3 separate regions of the Homo sapiens genome follow, and regions 2 and 3 are each linked to region 1. Evidence: chromatin loops called from intact Hi-C (ENCODE). Cell type or tissue: gastrocnemius medialis. All regions are shown on one strand.

What was found. Hi-C counts contacts between places; a loop is a spot of excess contacts. Peaks named below come from ENCODE experiments on the same cell type or tissue, not always from the same donor. Only the 100,000 strongest peaks of a DNase experiment are listed, where the experiment ranks them.
Region 2: a loop joins it to region 1, with 2.6 times the contacts of the local background. A loop is called at or near these places in 1 of 110 quality-filtered maps.
Region 3: it touches region 1 in a loop (6-fold over the local background); 1 of 110 quality-filtered maps calls a loop at or near these places.

The regions. Positions count from the first base shown.
Region 1 is chr6:15,790,384-15,798,383 of GRCh38, reverse strand. No RefSeq gene overlaps it. Among named protein-coding and RNA genes, the nearest start is that of DTNBP1, 130 kb to the right of the region's middle. In gastrocnemius medialis, no CTCF peak of the experiment used is centred here; DNase peaks (open chromatin) are centred at 1,823 and 4,893; H3K27ac peaks cover 5,582 bases.
Region 2 is chr6:16,104,589-16,112,588 of GRCh38, reverse strand. It overlaps the pseudogene MDH1P2. Among named protein-coding and RNA genes, the nearest start is that of MYLIP, 20 kb to the left of the region's middle. In gastrocnemius medialis, no CTCF peak of the experiment used is centred here; DNase peaks (open chromatin) are centred at 4,998 and 7,748; H3K27ac peaks cover 5,920 bases.
Region 3 is chr6:15,882,362-15,890,361 of GRCh38, reverse strand. No RefSeq gene overlaps it. Among named protein-coding and RNA genes, the nearest start is that of LINC02543, 110 kb to the left of the region's middle. In gastrocnemius medialis, no CTCF peak of the experiment used is centred here; a DNase peak (open chromatin) is centred at 4,541; H3K27ac peaks cover 695 bases.

The sequences.
Region 1 (8,000 bases):
TCCACCAAGTGCTATATTTATAGCTATGGTTTTATTATCAACGATATAAATCAGGGCTAGTCAAATGAAGAGACACATAGGGTAAGATATGGGAGGATCCTGAACACAAGCTTTCATCCCCAAGGAATCAGGGTGCCCCACTCTCCCAGCACATAGATGTGTTCACCAACCAGGAAGCTCCAACACACTTCAGTGGCCAGAGTTTTTATTGAGGTTTCATTACAGAGGCATGATTGATTGAATCATTGGCTACGTGATTGAAATCAATCTCAACTCAAGCCCCTCTTCACACTCCAAGTGTCTGGAGATCAGCTTGATACCATGTGGCTCAAAGACCAAACCCACTAATCACATGGTTTTCCTGGCATGACCAGCCCCATCCTCTTTTTTTTCTTTTTGAGACAGAGTTTCACTCTGTCACCCAGGCTGGAGTGCAGTGGTGCAATCTCGGGTCACTACAACCTCACCTCCCAGGCTGAAGCAATTATACAGCCTCAGCCTTCTGAGTAGCTGGGATTATACGCATGTGCCAAGACACACAGCTAATTTTTATATTTTTAGTACAGACAGGGTTTTGCCACATTTGCCAGGCTGGTCTCCAACTCCTGAGCTCAAAGTGATCCACTGGTCTCAAACTCCTGAGCTCAAAGCAATCCACCTGTCTCAGCCTCCCAAAGTGCTGGAATTATAGGCATGAGCCACCGTGCTGGCCCTCCTCCTCCTCTTGTCATCTGGAGTCATTTCATTAGCAAAAACTATCAGGGCCCACCATGAATAGCAAAGACACTCCTATTGCTTGGGAAATTCCCAAAATTTAGAATCTCCCTCCAAGGAACAGAGATAATGACCAGATAAATTCTTCATTATGCAACAACTCCCTCTTGCAGATCCAATGACCATAGTTGTACTTCCCAGCAGCATTCAACACGGTGAATTGCTTTCCGTTTCTTGAAAGTTTCCTCACTGAGCTCTCAGCTGTCCTCCTACCCCACTGGGTATGTCTTCCCTTTTGCTGGATTCTTCTCTAAGCATCCTTCTGGCCTTTAAGTCTCAGAGTGCCCAGGCCTCTTCTTTGTATGTTCTTTCACCCAGTCCCATGCCTTTAATTAACAAAAGTACACTGATGACCCCAAATCTTTATTATCAATCCAATCATTCCCCTGAGCACCAGGCTTATCTAGCCAACTCCTTACTCCACCTGGACATATGAAGGGCCTCAAACGTAACACATCTATTAGCAGAAAATGTGTCTCGTCCATTCCTGGTGTCCTCTTCTTATGAAAGGAGTTCAATTCATGGAACTCTAGGCCTCACTCTGCCCTTGACTCACTCCACTGCCTCGGGGGTTCTGATGAGTAAAGTCTGGGCATGCTCACTTGGGAGCAGAGAACACTTGTTCTCTTCTGTGCTCTGAGATTCACTGAGGAGCTCAACCTGGACAGCATTGCCTGGGGCCGAGAGGTAAGTTTGCTTAATTCTGGAGTTTGGTTAGGGGGTGATTTGATCCCACTCTAAGCCGCTACCCCCAGTTGTCCTCTATCAGTAGTAAAAGTAATATTTCAGTGTCTATCTCTAGTCTTTCTTTTATTTCTCAGGCAGAGAAGAGGGGTGGCACTTATGAGGGATCCCTTTAAGGTCCCCCACCAATGCCCAGAGCTCTTGATTTCCATCGCTGAACATGAATCTATCTAAGTAAATGACAATTCATTCCTTCCAGTTGCTCAGATTCTTTACTGACTGTTCTTTCTCTAAATATATCCTGAAATCTGGCTACTTTCCACCACCCCCACATCTATCAGGCTATTTCAAGCTACATCCTCTCTCATCTGCCCTACTGGTGTGGCCTCCTGACTGGTCTCTCGACTCCCACTGTCCTCTGCTTATGGTTCGGTTTTTTACACAGCAGCCAGAGTTATTGATCTTACAGAAATGAAGTTCAGACCATGTCATTCCCCCGCGGCTTCCCATCATACTTAGAACCCTGGGCTTTCACACATGACCTGGCCCTGACTCTCCATCCTCATTTCCCGCCACTCTGCCCTGTGCTCTCCCTCTCCAGGCACAGTGCAGGCTCCTGCTGGAGGACTCTGAGCTCCCTCTGCCTGGAGCATTCCTGCCCAGACATCGTGTCTCATTCCCTTGCACCCCTCAAGTCTCTGCCCAATTGCCACATCTCAGTGTGTTGAGATTCCTTTCTAAAGAGCTGACACCATCCTTAGTACCCCATGACCTCTGATTCTTTTCACTACTTATTTGTTCCATATTTACTGATTTTTATTTATGTTTCTCTCTATCAATAGTGGGGGTATATTAGTCTTCTGGGGCTCCCATGACAAAATACCATAGGCTGAGTGGCTTCAACAAGAGACATTTATTTTCTCACAGTTCTGGAAACTGGAGGTCCATGATCAAGGTGCTATGAGGGTTGGTTTCCAGTGAGGGTTCTCTTCCTGGTTTGTAGAGAGTTGACTTCTTGCTTTGTCTTCACATGGCCTTTCCTGTCTGCACATGTAGAGAGAGAGAGGAAGGTCTCTGGTGTCTCTTCCTCCTTTTTTTTTTTTTTTTTTTTTTTTGACGGAGTCTCGCTCTGTCACCAGGCTGGAGTGCAATGGCGTGATCTCAGCTCACTGCAACCTCTGCCTCCCAGGTTCAGGCGATTCTCCTCAGCCTCCCAAGTAGCTGGGACTACAGGTGCCTGCAACCACACCCAGCTTTTTTTTTTTTTTTTTTTTTTTTTGTAGAGACGGGGCTTCACCATGTTGGCCAGGATGTTCTCGATCTCTTGACCTCATGATCCGCCCGCCTCAGTCTCCTAAAGTGCTGGGATTACAGGCATGAGCCCCCACGCCAGGCTGTCTCTTCCTCTTTTTATAAAAATACTACTTCATCGAATTAGGACCTCACCCTTATGACCTCCTCCCAAAGGCCTCGATAATGGGAAGTAAGCTCCTTGATGGCAAAGACTGTCTTCTTTGTTTACTCTAATAACTCAATACTTTGTTCTAGTGCTTGGCACATGGTAGGCATGCAGAATTGTTGTTGGGAAAAAAATATCAAAAGCATCAGCTTTGAAATCACATCATTGTGGATTCTAGCCCTAACTCAGCAACTTACTAGCTGTGTGACCTCAAACAACTAAATCTCTCTTAGCCTGAGCCATCGGATAAGGCTTCTAATCTGTTAAATGGGGGTAGCAATAATGTTGTTGTGGAGATTAAATGAGAAGCTGTATGTAAAGGTCTTAGCATGGTTCATGACACAAAGTAAGAACCTAATATGGGATAGCTGCTAATAATATTATCAATATAGACTTATACCCATCTCACATGGGTAAAAGGGTCACCTGGACTTTATAGGAGTTGCCCACCCAATATCCATTATTCATCATCTCCATCTTCCTTATTACCAAAACTCCTATGTTCTTGACTGCAACAATGTTCTTGGTTAACAGCACTACATTTCCCAGCCTCCCTTGCAGGCAGTGATGGCTGTGGCATGTAGCTCCGGCAGATGTTACAAAAACAGCAGTGCGTAGATGTCGGGTTGCCAGATTAGCAAATAAAAATACAAGACCCACAGCTAAATTTGAATTTGAGATGAACAATAAACAACTTTTTATTATAAGTATGTCCCAAATATTGCATGAGACATACTTATAAGAAATTATTTGTGATACATCTGCAATTTCAATTTAACGGGGCATCCTAGATTTTATCTAGGAACACTTCTTGGATGGGACATTTGAGAAATTTCCTTAGAAGATGTATCAAGGTTCTTCACAGAAACAGAACCAATAAGGTGTGTGTTATAATATATAATTATTGCCTTGTGTGTTTGCACTTCACTACTCTGTGAAGTGTTCTTTACGCAGAGGCTGTGCTGGATAGGTCAGCACGATATTTTTCACCTAAATGTTCAAAGCAGTAACCAGACACTGAACTATATCAGTAGTCAACCCACCAGACAAGTCCCACTCATTCTAACTGTACCTCTTTTCTGCTCCTTCCAAATATTCCTACAACCACAGAGCACTGTCAGCTACTGCCATGGGCAGAACTGAGGGCCACCCAGGGCCCAGACATAAAAGAAATCCAAAGCAACTTGTACATAAGCAGTACGCTAGCAAACCAAACTGGTGACTTCCATTTCTGTGACATAGCCACATTGTTTTAGAATTCACAAAAAATGCATAGAAGAAGTAAACACTAGAAGAGTAAAGGCTGTGAATTTGCCCAGCTGTCCAGAGACCCTCCTATAGACAAAGCTAAGCTACTTAAGTGCTTGTTCATGGCTATAATTTGACACTTCTGCTTCTCTGGCCAAGGGACTGAATCAAAACTAAAATTATGCTTTGACCTTGACTCTGAGGTGTACATGGCTATTTCAGTGCCTTGGTCCCTGAGCTCATCTAGATGGTAAGATTTTTGAGAGTGAGGAGCTTGTCCTCACCATCTTTTAATCTCTTGTATTCCCTACTGCTGAGCTTCATTTATAATCAGAGCTCAATAAACATGGATTGGTTCATTGGCACAAGTTACTGAAAAGTCATTGGGCTTCTGTGAGTTTGGCATGTGATTGAATGGAGGTAATAGTTTATTAATATACAGTTAGCTTGTAGGTTATGAAAGGAATGTCTAAAACATACAAAGAACTTTCTAGAAATCTTTTTTCCATTTATAGCACTAGAAGGGAGAAAAAAGTCATAGATAATTTTAAATAATAATAGGAAAAAAGGTGTCTTGCTGTTGCTAGTAGAGCTATTTTGACTGATCCCGATATCAGCCCCTGCCTCATGCCTGGGGAGATGCTCTAGCTACAATAGACTCATGCACAGACACCTGTGAGCTCTGCAGCTGGGAAAACAGCCTTGAAGCCTGACCATGCTGCAGGGCAAACCGTCAGACAGTTTGTATGCTGGGAGTGATAAATTCCTATGAGCTGTGTCACGAGTTATCTACAGAGGCAGTTGTGAATGGCTCTCCTTACAAAGTTGGGTTCCTTCCATCCCAAAGGCTGTGGTCTTCTCTATATAGTGTATCAGTTCCATGGCTCTCTGAGTGTCTGCTACATTCTTCTCTTTCTCTGCAGTCCGACTTTCTCCGCAATCAGACTTTCTCCAGATGGCAAAAAGTATATCTACCACACTTGCCCACTAATAGCCAGTGTTATGGGCTGAACTGTGTCCCCAAATATTCATATGGTGGAAGTCCTAGCCCCCAGTACCTCAGAATGTGACTGCATTTGGAGATAAGGCCTTTAAAGAGCCCACTCAGTTGAAATGAGGCTGTTAGGGTGATCCTAATCCAGTATGACTAGTGTCCTCATAAGAGGAGGAAGAGACACCAGGGATGTATGTGCACAGAGGACAGTCCACATAAGGATACAGGGAGAAGGCAGTAATCTGTACACAAAAGAGAAAGACCTCAGAAGCAAGCAACCCAGCTGACACCTTGATCTTTGACTTAGGGCCTCTGGAACTGTGAGGAAATCAATTTCTGTTGTTTAAGCTTCCCAGTCTTTGGTATTTTCTTACAGCAGCCATTGCAGACTAATACAGTTCCCCACAGCACCCCAACTTTACCTCTTACAGCCTCTGCACCAACAGAGAGTGACTCTCTCAGTTCTAGTTCTTTAGGTACCCCGAGAGAACTGGCCTGACTCAGTCTGGTCCATCTTTGGATGTAGCAGAGGACCCATGACTGCACCCACAGAGCAAGGGTGCTAGCCCTTCACACCGTCCTCCCCTCCATGTGTTCCTGCTGATGCAGTCAGAATTTGATCAGAAAGGCAGAACCACTAGGATAGCCTTACATGCACACATCCACATGAATTTATCATAGGGATTTCATCTTATGCAATTGTAGGCACTAGTTTCTACAAGGCTGTTTCTCCGTGTCCAGTGCTGGAAGTTGAAATTTGCAAGTCAGGTAGCATAGAAGGAAAGATGAATGCAAAGGGGATTCTGTGGACTGAATTTTGTGCACTCTCTGAAATTCATATGTTGAAGCCTAATCCTCCATATGATGGTATTTGAAAGTGGGGCATTTGGGAGATGATTAGGTCATAAGCCTGAAGCCCTCATGGATGGGATTAGTGCCCTTGTAAAAAGAGACACAGAGAGATGATCCTGGAAGGAAAAGCAAGAAAGCAGGCATCTGTAAACCAGGAAGAGGGCCCTCACTGAGAACTTGACCATGCTGGCATCCTGATCTCAGACTTCCAGCCTCCAGAACAGTGAGAAATAAATGTGTGTGGTTTAAGCCACCCACTCCATATTCTGTTACAGTAGCCCAAGCTGATTAAGACAGTGGGGACAGTAAGGACAAGCCAGAACCTGCAGGATGGACTAAACCCATGTCATTCCCTCACTGCCTCCAACCTCCAGGGTGGGGCGTCCTGCAGGATCCAGAGCCAGGCCTCTTTTTTATGGAGCTTAACACCCATCTGGCCCAGGATTTGCAAAAGCTGAGAGAGGATCCAGGAGAAGTGTAGTAGCTGCAGGCCTGCTGCCGTCTCTCACCAGCAACATGAGCCGGCAGACAAATGACAACACATGCACGGCTGCCACAGTGCCGAGCTACCGAATGCACAGACAATATGATGCTGTCCTGTCCTGTGCAAGATGTCTCTTGTGGCCCACCCTAACTGGAATTATGCAGAAAAGGGAATTCTGGGAAGCACAGTTCAGCCTTGCCATGGTGACATGTAACAATGTGGCAGGCCAGGTCTCACTAACACAGGCCTCCATAACAACTGTTTCAGTACTGACTGAGTGGTTAGTTAAATATTAAAAGCTAAGAAAAGCCAGTGCCCTTATACAAAGGCTGGAATGTAACAAAAGCCCAAGAGTTTTGCGTAGGCATTTCCTGAAACTCGGGCATGACAAAATAATGAAGGAACTCTTAACAGGACACATTTATGATTAAACAAGTTTCATTGTGGGTCTGAAGAAACTCCTCTGGCCTCCACAAACCAGTTTACTGGGGGGTCTGAACCTTCATGATTTAGCAGGAAAGAAGATAAAGAGTAATCACCCCAGCACCTGGACCCATTTAAATTAAGTAAATTTACTGAGGCTCCAGAGGAAGGTCTTCAGGACTCAGACCTTTGTTATAGGTCTGTTATATATTAAAAGAAGTTAATCACTTCGGTCTTTAGATAAATGCACACTTACACACAGACATATAGCTTAGAAGGTATATAAGCTCTGGAAAACTGTGTAATTTGGAGTTGGTCTGGTGATAATTTCCAGGCCTTCTCCCTATAGCTGGTTACAGAAAGAAAAACTCTCTTCCTCCCCAGTCCATCTGCATCTCATTATTGGGCCACGAGAAATAGCAGCCTGACCCTCAGTTTGGTCCAGGAACAAGGCACCATACCTGCCAAGCATTGCTTCTCCCTGCAGAATTGCGTGGTTCTTCACCAGAGGCCTCTCTCTCCTGCTCTTCTCCTTTTCTCACATTCGGCTTCCCACCTGGTTCCCTCCTCACTTCCTTCCCATTTTCTCCATTATCCGTGAAGGCCAAAGTGCCAAATGATTGGGCATGTTTCAGAAATTGTTAGGATTAAGAAGGGCCCAGAAGGGCACTGCAGACCCCCAGCAGGGCTGTGTGGATCACTGCCCTTCAGTAGGTGGGGAACCTGGGGTACAGACCCCCCGGCCCAGAGCTACTGGCACCCCCTGCACCAGTCTGAAACAGGCACCAGTCTGAAACTGGTCTTTTATTCTACCCTTTGGATCCCAAAAAGTGAGAATGAGGCAGATTAAAATGATAATTTTACTTTCTCACATTTGGAAACGCATCTAGCTAGTACTGAGCGATATTCTTGAAACAGGATTTTTTTTCCTCCTTCCCAGAAGGGCAAGAGTATCTTATTATCAAAAATGGAACTTTAACAGATTCAGAGAAAGTGCTGTACCATCCCTCAGAAGAGTCTAAATCCAGATTCTTTACACATATTCCATGGATATAAATCTTGCTTTTCATGACCCCTCGTTG
Region 2 (8,000 bases), 310 kb before region 1:
GGATTCTTATGTTATTCAGTGAGCTATAATTTGTTACTGTCATTATTTTGACACTCAAATTGCACAAGATTTGGCCAGTGAGAACCCTTCAAGCTATTTCCTGTGTTCTTTTGACATGGCCCCATCCTTCTTTGAACACTTCTTTACTTTCTGGTTCAAGATGTTTCAGGATCATTTTTTATTTTCTCTTTTCCAACTCTGGAATCAGCCATTTCTCCAAGAACCCCTTGTTCCTTTTAGCGGAGAATAATTGTTGTTTTGTTTTGTTTTTGAGACAGGGTCTCTCACCCTGTTGCCCAGGCTGGACTGCAGCCATGTGAACTCGGCCCACTGCAGCCTCAACCTCCCAGGCTCAAGTGGTTCTACCACCTCAGCCCTCTGAGTGGCCGTGACAACAGGTATGTGCCACCATACCCTGCTAATTGGGAATAATGTTTAGAAACTAATATTTGAGCACTAGGAGTACTCATTGCTACAGGAGTGTCATTGCTTCTAGGCCCTTTCAGCAGAGAGCTAGGATGTGAGTGTGTGTGTGTGTGTGTGTGTGTGCACTCACACATGCAGTTTACAGGAAGGGTTCCCTGAGAACTGAATGCAGACAGAAATAAGTGAGCAGAACGTTTGTTAGGGAGCGCTCTAGGGATGAACTACTATGGAATGCAAGGGAAGGAAGCAGGATTGGGCACAGGGAGAAGATAGGCTGTGATGCGGTCTCCACAAAGACCTCAGTTGACCCCATGGGAGCTCTGATGCTGGATGTTCCTTTAGAGTTCTGAGTTGGGATGAGGGATTCAGGCCTTCATACCCCTGAGTCAATCAGTCATTGAATATGAGCCTCCCCAGGAAGGGTTCATGAAGTCGGGCAAGGTGGCTCTCTTTAGCTAAGGCAATTCCAAAAAGGGCTGGCAGCTGAGACTTGTTAGTCAACAATGTTTCCAGCATTTTTGATAATAAATCCTTCAGTCATGAAAAGACTGGGCAGCAGGGATTACTCATGACTCATCCACACACATGCTTATCTCTATCAATATCTGCCTGCCATCCATCGATCCATCCACCCATCCATCCATGAACCTATCTATCTGTCTTAAAAACCAGGAGTTTGGCCAGGCACGGTGGCTCACACCTGTAATCCCAGCACTTTGGGAGGCTGACGCAGGCGGATCACCTGAGGTCGAGAGTTCGAGACCAGCCTGACCAACATGGAGAAATCCCATCTCTACTAAAAATACAAATATTAGCTGGGCATGGTGGTGCATGCCTGTCATCCCAGCTACTTGGGAGGCTGAGGCAGGAGAATCGCTTGAACCCAGGAGGCGGAGGTTGCAGTGAGACGAGACCATGCCATTGCACTCCAGCGTGGGCAACAAGGAGTGAACCTCCGTCTCAAAATAATAATAATAATAATAATAATAATAATAATAATTACAAATAAGTATTTGTTATTTATTATATTGTGTTAATCTTATTTGAATAACATTTACATATTTGTTATTAATGTATATCTATTATTGCATCATGGGAAGTCATTTTAGCTTAGAAGATTGCAAGTCCAGTGTAGTGGAGGGCTTGAGAGAATACATGCTGGAACCAGACTGAGGATGTGAAACCTTCTCAGATGTGTGGCCCTGAGCAAATCATTTAACCTCTCTGTGCCTCAGTTTCCTCATCTACAAAATAGAAATATCAACTGTACGGTTTTACTAGACTGTTAAGCATCTCAAAGTTAACACATCTAAAATCCAAATTTCCATGCTGGGAGCAGTGGCTCATGCCTGTAATCCTAGCACTTTGGAAGGCTGAGGCGGGAAGATTGCTGGAGCCCAGTAGTTCGAGACCAGCCTGGGCAACATAAGGAGACCTTGTCTCTACAAAAAATACAAAAATTAGCCAGGTGTGGTGGTGCGTGCATGTAGTCCCAGATACTTGGGAGGCTCAGGTGGGAGGATTGCTTGAGTCCAAGTGGTGTTCGAGGCTGCAATAAACCAACATTATGCCACAGCACTCCTCCAGCAGGGTGACAGCATGAGACTCCATCTCTTAAAAAAAAAAATGAAAATCCAAAATCCAATTTCTGTCTTCCCCTTCCCCTTCAAGACTGCTGCTTCCTCAGTTTCCCCAAAGTAAACTGCAACTTCATCAAGTGCTCAGGCTCAAAGCCCTGGAATCATTATCGACTCCCCTCTTTTTCCCCCATCACATATCTAATTCACCCATGAGTCCCAGGTTATTACAATAATCCCCTGACTGTCCTTCCTATTTCTGCTTTTGCCACCCTAGAATGTATTCTCCACCAATAGCCACAGTGATACTTTTAAAAACAAATCTTTTAATGTCACTTCTCTGCTCACAGCCCTCTAATGACTTCCTGCCTCGCTCAGAATAAAAGCCAGAAAGCTGGCAATGGCCCACCTGATCCAGCCCTCTGTACTCTTGAGTCTCATATTCTATCCCTCTGGCCTGTGGCTCCCTGCCCTGCAGCCACACTGGCCTCCTTGCTGTCCCTGAACTGAACATGCTTGCAGCTCAGGGCCTGTAGCACCAGCTGTTCCCTTTGCTTAGAAAGCCTTGTTCCCAGATATTCCTACCCCTTCTCCTACTGATCTTAACTCAAAGCCTTCTATGACTCCCCTGTTTAAAGTGGCAGGCCTCAAATCCAGCATTGCCTACCTCCTTTCCGGCTTTATTTTCCTCCACAGCACTTCTCATCGTCAGGCACATTACACAATTTACTTGTCTATTTCATATGGGCTGTCTCCTTCCTCTCCTCCTCCACCCTCTCACCCCCCAGGCATGTAAAATCCATGGGGCAGGGACTTTTGTTTTGCTCACTGCTATATCCTCAGCTCCTAGAAAAGTGCTCGGTGCATAGGACACCTCAATAATTAATATGTGTCCAGGGCTCCCAAGACCACCTCCAGGTTCAGGGATTTACCAGGGGGACTCACAGGACTCAACATAGAGTCATACCCATGACTAAGATTTATTACAGCAGGAGGATGCCAGGCACAAACAGCAAAGGGAAAAGACGCATGGGGCGAAGTCCAGGGAAGTCAGACACAAGCTTCTAAGGAGGCTTTCCCACCAGAATCACACAGGACACACTTAATTCCTCCAGCAATAAGTTGTGACCTCAGGTCTGAAGTGTTGTTTACTAGGGAAGCTCAATAGAGGATTAGGACTTATGGTTTTTATTTGGGGCTGGTCACTAGGCACCGCTGCCCAGCACATACCCAAATTCCAGACGCCCAGAAGGAAAGAGATTGTTTGGCAGAAACCATATTGTTTGTACAGTTTAGGCACAGTGAGTCCTTCTTATCAGTTCTGGGAATGGTGGGAACCCTCCCCAAGTCCAAATTCCTGGACACCAGCCAAGGGCCAACCTCACAAGCAGGCCTTTCTAAAGATAGCAATCTCAGGCCTGCCATGTTAACTCTGCACAGCGTGTTAAAAAAATTTGTTACTTTTCAGTTGACAAAAATAAAGCATTTTAGAAAACAAGAGCAAGATAAGGTCAATGAAAGAAAATCTTTCATTTTTTTGCACATTGGAATCATGGTGATAAATTTTGATCTTACTTATGCACACACAAACACTGTGCATATTTTTAAAGTAGCTTGGCCTGGTAAGAAGATGTGGATGGAACCTCACACATTTCTTGGATTCTATACATTTTAGGATCTATTTCTGAAGGGAATGAGAAGAAGCAAAATCTAGATGGAACGAGTGTCTATCAGAGAGAGTGGAACCTGTGACTGCCTTTATTGTTTTTTATTTGAATATATATTTTTATTTAGAATGCAGGATTAACGGCATGATAATAAACTGTCACTCACAAGTCTGTACTGAGAAGCAAATAATCTTCAAAACATGTTGTTTTTCACGAGTAATTTACACATAGCAGTATTATTATTTAGTACTAGTGTCAAAGACGACATTTAGATTCTTCAGCTTTAGGGCATTTAGCAACATCAAAATGATTTATAGTCAGACAGAGGAAAGCAATTCTAAAGCAGTTTCTTTTTCTTCCCTGCCAGTTCCTTTGCAGTAAGATCCATCTTCTTACATGAGGAATCATTAATGGAGAGAGCTTCAACAAATTTCCAGGTCTTATTCTTGAATACGACAGAGAATGAGTAGAACGATGACTGGGAATACCATAGGAGTCACTATTAGAGATAACCCCACTGGACACAGACTCTCCCTATGGGGTTCCAAGCCAGATGTCTCTGAGGTGGTTGGAGATGGCTCTTGTAGTGGACATTGTCCTGGATGGTTTTTGAGCCTCGATGACAGCAGCACCATGTTGCTGCACAGCCATGAATTCTCCCTGGGGCCAGCTGTCATGTTTCAGAGCTTCATAAACAACTTCCTTTGCTTGCAATTTCGTCTTGGCTTGGTTGACATCTGGATACTGAGTGAAGGAATGGTTTCCCCAGATATGTAATATTCTTTACATTGTCAGCAGTCACACCAAGTTTAAGAGTAATTTGAACTTGAGTTTGGTTGTGATCCAAACAAGTCAAGCAACTGAAGTTCTCATTGAAGATGGATGGAACCAACTTGGAGGCAGTCAGGCAGTTGATATTGGCTGGGTTTCCCATAACAATAACCTTAACGAACTTCTTGTCATATTTCTCCAAGGCTGCACCCTGCCATTTGATGATTTTTACATTTTCAGTAAATCTTTCCTCTCTTGGCACAGAGCCCAAGAGAATGGCCACATCCAGGTCTTTGAAGGCAACTTCTTTGTTTGTTTGGATGACATCTGTCAGGAGGGGAAGGGCACAGTCTTGCTGTTCCATTAGGACACTGTTCAGGACAACAAGCATGGGGGTGATATCCAATGGCACAAGAATGATAGGCTAGTCTTCACCAAAGACAGATGCATTTCTAATACTGTAGAGCAGTGAATATATGATTTGACCAGCTGCCCTAGTCACAAGGATTGGTATTGATTCAGACATAACGGGGAACTGTGTGACAATTTTAGCACTTGCAAAGTGAGCCTCAGGGAGTCAGGTTACCTCTACTGCACAACTGACTTGTGACAACCTTTAGCACAATATATTTATATTTGGTTTTGGTTTTGCTTTTTGGATACCCAGTGCTCAGAAAAGTAGCTGGCACATACAAAAAGCTGCAAAAATATTTGTACAGCAGGTAAATGATACACTATAAATGCTAAAAATGATTCCATTTCATAGACACATGAGTAAATTCAAGCTATATCAAAAACAAATGTGACTTGTGGCAGATGCTGAATATAACTTGAAGATTGGTATTAGAGCTACTGTGAGAAAACAGGTTAAAATATTTTTATTGTACCATACTTAGGTATGTTGGAATGGTAAGTAAATAGTTGGCATTGCTGCTTTTGTTTGGTTAAGCTAAAACAAGAGAGGGAAAACACGCACGCACGCACGCACGCACACACGCACACACACCCCTGAAAAACATCTGGTGTTGTGTGGAATTGGGGAAGGAGAATCCCTAGTTCTCTGAATCAAGACTTGCTTAGAGCAGTCTTCTTCAATGCGAGACTGTCATCATGATATTGAGACTGTAGGGAAACTTCTCAGGACAGAAGCTCCCAGAAAACTTAAGCCAAAATCATTTTTCAAGCTATAAGACCAGTAAAAGAAAAGCTGGCTTACGGCTGGGCGTGGTGGCTCACACCTGTAATCCCAGCACTTTGGGAGGCCGAGGCAGGTGGATCACCTGAGGTAGGGAGTTCGAGACCAATCTGGCTAACATGGAGAAACCCCATGTCTACTAAAAAAAAAAATACAAAATTTTCCGCGCTTGGTGGTGCATGCCTGTAATCCCAGCTACTCAGGAGTCTGAGGCAGGAGAATTGCCTGAACCCGGGAGGTGGAGGTTGCAGTGAGCCGAGATCGTGCCATTGCACTCCATCCAGACTGGGCAACAAGAGCAAAACTCTGTCTCAAAACAAAACAAAAAAAAAAAAAAAAAAAGGAGCTGGTTTACTGAAGTCTGAAATGAGATAGGTAGAAGAGATTTAAGAAAAGTATGTAGTCTTGAATATATCTTGTGGTTTTAGAACTGTTTCCCATTAAAGCTTTTTTAAAATAAATATGTTTTGCCTTATATTTTTAAAGCATTATTGAGGTGGAATACGGTACTTTAACTTGTGATGATAATTAGCATGGCCTTTGTATATACATATATATTTGCATATGTGCATAAACATACACACGTACACTTTTACTCCCATTACTGATTAAAAATGGTTACTTTCTACTAGCTTAGGTAAAATACAAAATTTATTTGTAAATTGTGGAGAGATTAAAACAACCCACTTTAGAGGGGTGACATTAACCCATTCTCATGCAGGCAAACTCCACTCTGCTTCATACTTGTGGCCTCGTGGCTGACACAATCTTTAACAACATTTTAATGTTCAAGAGTAAAAGTAAGAAGAAGAAACAGTCTTGTGAAAGACAACAGTAATGTGATGAAACACTTAAGAGTTCTACATTTCCGCGTTAAGTCACTATCCCTCTAAAATATTACTGTGGAACTTCTCCTAGGCAAATATTGACTCAACACATAAAGGGGCCTCAAGCATGTTTCTAGATATAGGATTTGAAAATGAATGCTAAACGATTTTTCTGGGCTATAGTACAATGAGATATTCCTAGAGTTTTAGAGATGAGTCAGTTCTTAAGAGACCCAGATGTAATTTTTCACTGTACAGACTGAGAAAGTAGGCCCAGAGATTTTAAGACATTTGCCTAAGATCATATGACAAGTTCTGGGCCAGTGGAAGAACCCATATCTGCTACTCCTGGAATTCTCTCCAGGTTATCCTACCGCTTCCTTCAGTCTCCAGAGAAGGGATTCAGGCATTAAGCACCCACTATATATATATAGATATATTATATATATAGATATATATATATATAAAATTCATATAATTTATCTATATATATAAATATATAAAAATACAGCAGGCATGTCCAGCCTTTTTGCTTCCCTGGTCCACACTGGAAGAAGAATTGTCTTGGGCCACACATAAAACAGCAACACTAACAATAGCTGATGAGCTAAAAAAAAGAATTGCAAAAAACATCCATAATGTTTTAAGAAGGTTTACGAATTTGTGTTTGGCCACATTCAAAACCATCCTTAGCAGCATGTGGCCTGTGGGTCGTGGGTTGGACAAGCTTGATATTCAATAATCTAGAAGCTTCTGAATTAATACAGGTTTGATCAGGAAGTGATTTTATGCCTCTCAGGCTGAAGTGGGCGAGGCTTGGCTGTATGATGCCATTTTTAGGTTGTACTCAAGAATGAACAGCTGGGGAAAGTATACCCTCATTTGGTTTTGCCATGAAACCCAGGAATCTTGGAATGTCCATCGAAACTCTGGAAACTTTGGATATTAACTCTATGAGAATCCTAGCACTTTGGGGGTCTGTCTTTTTTCTCAAATAATGCTGCTTTGTAACAAGCCTGCCTTCCTTTGGTTTGCAGACTACCCTGAGCCAGCTGGTGAGCCTAAAATATCACGCTGGCCCATCCAACTCGAATTTAGGGCAGCAGTTTGAATTTAGTTGCAAGTAATACATTAAAACCTGAAGAATGTTTTTGGTGTGTAGCTATATATTTTGAAAAAACTAGGGGATTGCTCGTGCTTGGGGATTCTCAATGACACGTGACTCCAAAAATAGAACATGGTGGCCATCTCTCCAGGGCTGACTGAGGTGACAACATAGTCGCCCAGCTGGAGTTGCTGCTGAGAGGTACCCGCCCAGATTTGTGGTAGTGCAGCTTGTCCCCTAGATCTGCCTGCAGGCTTTGTGGATATGCCCCCAACCTCTCGCATGCTCAGTACTCCCCCGGGAGCAGTGAAACACAGAACCTCTAGTCATTTTTTGCTAGCAATCTAATGGAAAGTGGCATTTAAGTTTACTGTGTTTCACTCGTACCTCATGATTACAAGCCCACTCTGAGCATAACCTTAGCAGCATAGC
Region 3 (8,000 bases), 92 kb before region 1:
ATTGTTTAATTGGCTATAGTTTCATTCTTTTACATAAATACTGGGGATTGATTTATAAAATACCTAAAAATGTTCAACAACTGTAAGCCCTACTGTATACCAGGCCATGTTCAGGAAGCTAGGCATTTCCAGAACATTCTATGCACTGATATTATTTTGTCTTTTTTTGTTTGTTTGTTTATTTTGAGACAGAGTCTCACTCTGTCGCCCAGGCTGGAGTGAAATGCCACGATCTTGGCTCACTGCAACCTCTGCCTCCCAGGTTCAAGTGATTCTCCTGCCTCAGCCTCCTGAGTAGCTGGGATTACAGGCACACATGACCATGCCTAGGTAATTTTTGTACTTTCAGTAGAGACAGGCTTTCGCCATGTTGTTCAGGCTGGTCTTGAACTCCTGACCCAGGTTATCTGCCCGCCTTGGCCTCCCAAAGTGCTGGGATTACAGGCATGACCCATCACGCCTGGCCTTGCTCTGATATTATTTTGGAGGGTTGCATAATTTTACAATTCTATAATGGGTAAAGAAATATTCCACTAGACATGGGTAGGGTTCAGAGGAGAAAGAAAAGGAGAATCTGAACCACAAAAATAAATAAAATTAAATAGTTCTTTACTGTGGGATTCCTCAGAAACTTTACTATACTAGTGTGCATGTAAATCTTCAAGAGCATTTCTCAAGCACATTTGATCACAGAATCCTCCCACCACCCTCTCCACATTCCATTGCCTAACATCTTCTGGAACATTCTGGTGAGTACTTTGAGAAATGCTAGTTCAAAAGGTTTCTATTTGGCAAGAGGAAAAGAGCAGGGTGCTGAAGGAAGCACAGACACAGAGCTGGCGCCCTCAAGGACTTGATTCCACATTGGGAACAAAGGCTTTGTCTTCTGGGAGGCCGACCTCAGAAGTTGATGGGTCTTTTTTATCATTGCTTGTTAAGACCAGCAGCAGAGCAGTTGGTTGATCAGCAGTGTCGTTGTCTCCCAACTGCTGTGAGCCATAAGGAGTTCCACATGTGGAAAGTCTGTTAGTAGCACAGGACGTTTGGCGTCCCTGTGGAGACAGAGTGAGGATTGACAGCATGTGTTTGGTGCTCTTCTCTGGCCAGGGCAGAGAGGAAAGCAGAGGGAGATAAAGGGTCCAGTCCCGCTCAGACCTAGCACTCCCTAGGACTGCTCTGCTGACTGCTTCCAAATTCTGGCAGCGTGTGCCTAAGCCAGCTTTCTTAGGTATAAAATGGGGATATGTACTACCTAAGCGTTCTTGTGGGGACTAAGTATGAACCATAAGGACCTGTGCAAATATTGGAGGTTACTTTTTTTTTGGAGACAGGATCTCACTCTGTTGCCCAGGCTCAGGCTAGAGTGCAGTGGTGCAATCATGGCTCACTGCAGGCTTAACCTTCTGGGCTCAAGCCATCCTCCTGCCTCAGCCTCCCAAGTAGCCTCCCAAGTAGACGTGAGCCACCAGGCCCAGCTAATTTTTAATTTTTTTTTAGAGATGAGGTCTCCTTATGTCGCCCAGGCTGGTCTCAAACTCCTGGGCTCCAGCAATCCTCCCATCTCGGCCTCCCAAAGTGCTGGGATTACAGATATGAGCCACCACACGCAGCCTGGAAGTTACTTTCATTATCATAATTATTATCACCAATAAGATTCTCTTGCTAAGTTCATCTGAATGATAACCCAGGGGAAACTTGATTTGAGAATCCATAACCATGCACAATTTTTGCACTAGTTTTTCATAAATGTTGCAGAGCAGGAGAGAGAGAGATGGAGAGAGACACACACACACAGTCATTTATTCAACAGTGTGGGGGTCCTAGAGTCTTTAGAAGGAAAGTGTTTGTTGTATGTGCTCTCTGAAACCTTGAAAGTGAGCTGAAAATCCACATCATTCTACTGTTTAATAGTCCATGGTCTCCTGTCATCATTCCAAATGTGTCTTATTGACAGACGGTTTCTTTGGGAGAGCACCTCAATGATTAATTGAATAGAAAACACCACTCATCTTTCTGCAGGCCGGCGCTTGTTTAGTAAGGTTAAATTGAAGCAATGCACAAGGAATGGAGAGAGTAGAAGAGCAGCTTATTTTCCTTCAGGCTTTTCTCATCATCCCAATTCTATTTTTGCAGACATGACTGTGAACATGGAGACAGCTTCCACCCACCTTAACCAGACATATCTAGTCCTGCTGGCGACTCTCAAGCTGGAGCCTAGCAACCCAAAGTCATGGTTCTTTTCATTAATAATCCTTCTTGATCCACTATTTCATCCTGTTTTATTTACTAATTTGCTAGAATATGCATTGAACTTATTCTCGAATTGGCACTGTGAACTCTCTGTTCCTCCTTTTATTGTGCAATTTCATTCTGGGTGGGTTTGTTTTGTTTCTAGCTAAATAGCTTCCCTCCTTTCCCCTCCACCCATCCTGTGTGAAGATCCACCCTTTCTTTTTTTGGTGCCACTTTCAGGCCCTGGACAATATCTCCCTTTGATGGCCTTCCTCTACCCAGATAGAACTCCGTGGAGTTTTTCTGTCTGCTGAGACCATCCACGTGGTATTTGGTCTAACGGGCCCCAGCATGCCTGGAGAGATAGAAATACACATGCGCTTTGAATGGGACCTTTACTTCTAATACACAAGAGAATTATGTCTTTCTGCTTGATAAATATGACCATGCTGAGTGCCCCTGACTTTCAATCTTACAAAAACCAAAATAGCAATAAGCTTTCATGCATGTACTTGGGTTTCACAGGTGCCATCTCATTAAGTCCCCAATCACCAGCTCTCTGCTGAGCTTCACTAGTGGGAGTGCGTGCTTGAGCAACCTTCTCCTCATTCAGAGTCAACAGGAAGCAGGCAAAGGTGCAGCTTGCTCTTGGGGGTCTGGAAGTCAAGAGAAATCGGTTGTTTTGAGGACTTAAGAGAACTTTTTCAATTCATAAGCTCCATAAAATGTAGGGGAATCTCTTCTAAAATGTAAACAGCCATATTATAGCTTGGGATATGCTACAAATTAGGTGTGAATGTACACACTGAGGCAGGTGCACCTTGCCCGGGACCCCTCTTTCCCCACCTTCTACCCCCGATATCTCCACAGATTCCCTCCCTCCTTTCACTGAGGTTTCTGTTCAAATATCATCTTATCAAAGAAAGTTCCTCTGAACTCCTCTTCTAACGAAACATCCAGACTTGTCCCCTCCCATCCCCTTACATTGCTTTGTTTTTCCTTTTAGCACTTATCATGAATAACATACTACTTTATTATACTCTTTTTAGTAAATATCCAATACCATGTAAAAAAATAGTAAAGGTTATAATTTTAAAACAATAAAAATGATTTTTTTAAGTGATAGACCAGGGTAAATTAAAGAAAAAAATAAGGAAAATACTTTTTAAAGGCATTGTGCTATTTCTTTAGTTATGGTGTTTGAGATGCTGTGTGATATGGGGGAAGGGGCTTGGCTTTGTGGAGACACAGACTTTGATGCCCGTTCTGGCTCTCTGATGTCCAGGCTTAGTGGCATTGGTTCAATCCCTCGCCCTTTGAACCTCTATGTCCTCATCTGAACACAGAAATAATCATTCGTATCTTTCTAGGATAATGGTAAAGATCAGCAAAAAATCTACAGTGTGCCTAGCATGAGGTCCACCCTTATTAAATTAGAGTTACTATTGTTACCTTAATTTAAATTCCATTAGTGATATGTTTCCTTATTTAATTCAAGTAGCTGATAGCATTTAATTTGTGAAATCAGTGTCACGAATGACATTTCTCGCTTTGGACAGGAACTGAATTACTTATTACCATGGAAGAGTAAGTTTACTCACTTTGCAATTATAATATTAATATAGATTCCTGGTACTTCAGAAACTGTTCAGCCTTATTGATACACAACTGAAAAATTAAAATAAGCAATGGTACCGCCCACCAAAAAATAGAAAGAAAGAAAAAAAGAAAAGAAATGAAAAGTCATAGCATACTACCTCACCAAAGGAGGCAGACAAGGAGGCTTAAGCTATACAACTTGATCTCTGACCTTGGAAAAATGACCCAAAGTACAGTGTGAACTGATGATAAGTTCTTAATAACTGACTTGTTTTCTGAGAGCCTGGCTATTAAAAAAAAATTCCCCTTTCTGACTATTATTATATTCAATTTAAAAATATTATTAAGTGATTGCAACTTATCACACCCTATGCTTGGCCTTGGAATACCACTATGCATGGGTCAGATCCAGACCTGTTTCCCAGGACTCAGATGCCAGTGGGAAATAGAGACAAGTATAGATTCTCTACCACCCAGTGTGGTAAGAGTAATGATGGATAGGAAAGCAGCACATATTACAGTGTTGGCAGCCATCTGTTTCTTCAGTTGCAGTTGGTAGGTGCATAGGTTTATTTTTATGATTCTGCATCATAACGTACGTGTATATTACATACTATTTTGATATACCAAGTGTTGCATAATTTAAAAGGCGAAGTAAGAGGGCTGTGGAGGCAGCCAGTGCATCCCTGTTATAACCTGGTAGATGTCACATCTAAGCCAAAAATAGAATGATGAGTGTGAGCCAGAGTAGGGAAGACAGGCAGTGGAAAGTATTCTCAGGCAGGTGGAGCACGGGAAAGAGGTCTGGAAGGAGGTGAGGGAGAGCAGACTGAGTAGTTTAGCATGGCTGAAATGTGGAGTGCGAGGCAGCAAGAGATGAGGGATGGCAGTAGAGACCTACACAGGACCGCAAACACAAAAGGCCTTGTGAGCCAGTCAAGGAAATGGGACTCTATTTCAAGGACGGTGAGGAGCCATGGAAGCATCTTCTAAAGCTGAGTTACAGGATTGGACTCACACCCTAGCTGCAGAGTGAATAGTGAATCAAAAGGAGCAAGACTGGAAGCAAGAAAATCACTGAAGACACATTTGTTTACTCATACGTTTTGCAAAGATCAGAAAGTTTTAAAATGCACAGCACTGGTAAGAGTGCAGACAGGCAGGGAATATAAATCGACATGCTCTCTTTAGAGGGCAATTTGTCAATATCTATCAAAATGAAAAATTCATATGCCTTTGATCTAACAGTTCCACTACTGTTAGGAATATATCTGGCAAATAAACTTGCACACCTAAGAAATGTGTGGAAAATGTTGTTTCAGCACTGGTAGTATGAAGATTTTTAAAATAAGTTGGATCATTCTAGGTAGAGATAAAAAGAGCACTGAGGGGCCAGGCACCGTGGCTCACGCCTGTAATCCCAGCACTTTGGGGGGCCGAGGTGGGCAGATCACTTGAGGTCAGGAGTTCCAGACCAGCCTGGCCAACATGGTGAAACCCTGTCTCTGCTAAAAATATAAAAATTAGCTGGGCGTGGTGATGCATGCCTGTAATCCCAGCTACTTGGGAGGCGGAGGCTGCAGTGAACTGAGATCGCACCACCACACGCTCCAGCCTGGGTGACATGAGCAAAACTCCATCTCAAAAAAAAAAAAGAGCATTGAGATGTGTTAAGTGATTAAAGCGAGATCACAAATATTGGGTATAGTATTCTGTCATATAAATATCAACAGATATGTTTACTGATACACGTATATCTTTGTTGATGCACAGAAAAATATGTAGAAGAATGTATTCTTGGTTTCCTCTGAAAAGAGAGCACCTGATCTGGAAGAAATGAAAGCTTACTTTTCACTGAATATAGTTTTCTTTTTTCTCTCTTTTTTTTTTTTTTCTTGAGACAGGGTCTCACTCTGTCACCCAGGCTGGAGTGCAGTGATGTGATCTCAGCTCACTGCAGCTGCCACCACCCAGTTTCAAGCTATTCTGCCTCAGCCTCCTGAGTAGCTGGGATCACAGGCACACACCACCATGCCTGGCTAATCTTTTCTGTATTTTTTCTTTTTTTAGTAGATATGGGGTTTCACCATGTTGGCCAATCTGGTCTCAAACTCCTGGCCTGAAGTGATCTGCCCATCTCGGCCTCCTAAAGCACTGAGATTACAGGTTTGAGCCACTGTGCCTGGCTGTTTTCACTGAATATAGTTTTCTATGATGTGATATTTTCATCATTTTTACGCACTTTTTTTTCTTTTTCTGAGACAGGGTCTCTATCCGTCACCAAGGCTAGAGTACAGTGGCGTGATCATGGCTCACTGCAGCCTTGACCTCCTGGGCTTAAATGATCCTCCCACCTCAACCTCACAGGTAGCTGGGACTCACAGGCATGTGCCAGCACACTAGGCTTATTTTTTAAAATTTTTTGTGGAGCCAGGGTCTTGCTATGTTGCCCAGGCTGGTTTCAAATTCCTGGGCTCAGGCAATCCTCCCTCCTTGGCCTCTCAAAGTGCTGGGATTACAGGCATGAGTCACCATGCCCAGAGAGTATGCATTATATATATTATATATATTTTATATATAATATATACACATATGTGTATATATACGTATATACACACACACACACACACACATATATATATACGTATATATATACACACACATATATATATTTTTTTGAGACAGAGTTTTGCTCTTGTTGCCCAGGCTGGAGTGCAATGACGCAATCTCAGCTCACAGCAACCTCTGCCTCCCGAGTTCAAGCGATTCTCCTGCCTCAGCCTCCTGAGTAGCTGGGATTACAGGCATGTGCCACTACACCCGGCTAATTTTGTATTTTTAGTAGAGATGGGGTTTCTCCATGTTGGTCAGGCTCGTCTCGAACTCACGACCTCAGGTGATCTGCCCACCTCGGCCACCCAAAGTGCTAGGATTACAGGCGTGAGCCACCGCACCTGGCCATATTATATTTTAATTAAATGCAATGGGGATTTTTTGTATGTGTGTTTAGAATGAATTTTCCAGTATCTGGCAAAAGATGACATGACCTGTCATTCTTCAGTCCTGGCCTACCTAGGCAAGCCTTTATACCCCCAGAGTTCTGGGAAGAGGGCTCTTCCAGGGTGGTCTGCATGCCTTCCAGTTTTCTACCATGGGAGAGGAAGGGAAAGCAAAAATCTTCTGTTTTAGAAATTTAGGATAATCAGGGATCTAATTATAAACCTTGTGCTGTTTATCAACTCATCCCAAAGACATGTTGGGTCCGTCTCTTATACCTTGTCAGATTGTCTCCTAGACTAAGCCTTGTTCCAAACAGCTGCTGAAGCCCTCTGTCCTGGATGGGCCACGGCAGAGCTGGAAATCAGGCCCTTGGAAGGCAGCCCAGAGAGGGCTTCCTGCATGCCCAAGGCCATCTCTTCCCACTCTCTGCTTCCGCTCAGGCCCACCCGTCCTCTCTGCAGCCTGAGCAGAGACAGCACACCTCCGTTAGGGGTAGATGATGCCCAGACGGTGGAAACCAGGCCTGGAGAAGAGAACTCTTCCCCCACACATGCATCCACACAGAGGTTCATCAGGGAACCTTTCCACTAGACCCTCAGAGACAGGGGCACTACCCCTCAGGATTCCCAGCCGGTGAACTGAGACTCAGTTGTTTTCCTGAAGGTTAGCCAGGGGCTGGAATCCAGCCCATCCACTCCGTCCTTGTTCCTGCCCCTATAACCTGTGTATAAAGAGCTCTTCATTTATAATTTGGTGTTTACTTCAAAATACTCCAGGGGACTTCTGCCCCATCTTCCAACCTCCAAGATTCTGAATAATTTATTTTAAAAGTTGCTCACAGCATGTTTGCTCCATGAGGTGCGGTAGGGGAAAAGAGAGTGTTATTTGGAAAGGCTGTTTCAGTTGATAGAAAGACAGGTGAGCAATTGTTTTTATTTTCTAAAATCCTCATGCAAATATATCTGTACATGTAATGGCTAATGATGAGCTGGCAAATTTGGCTTGGCATTGAATGAGATCCAGCTCAAAATTAGAATAAGCCAGCGGTAAGACCAAAGGCCTCTCAGCCCAGGTTTCTGTCCGACCATTCCTTTCATTTGCATCATGGTTTCTTAATTTTGAGAAATAAATAGCCCCCTTTTAAGGGGGGAAAAAAGTGTTCGAGGAAA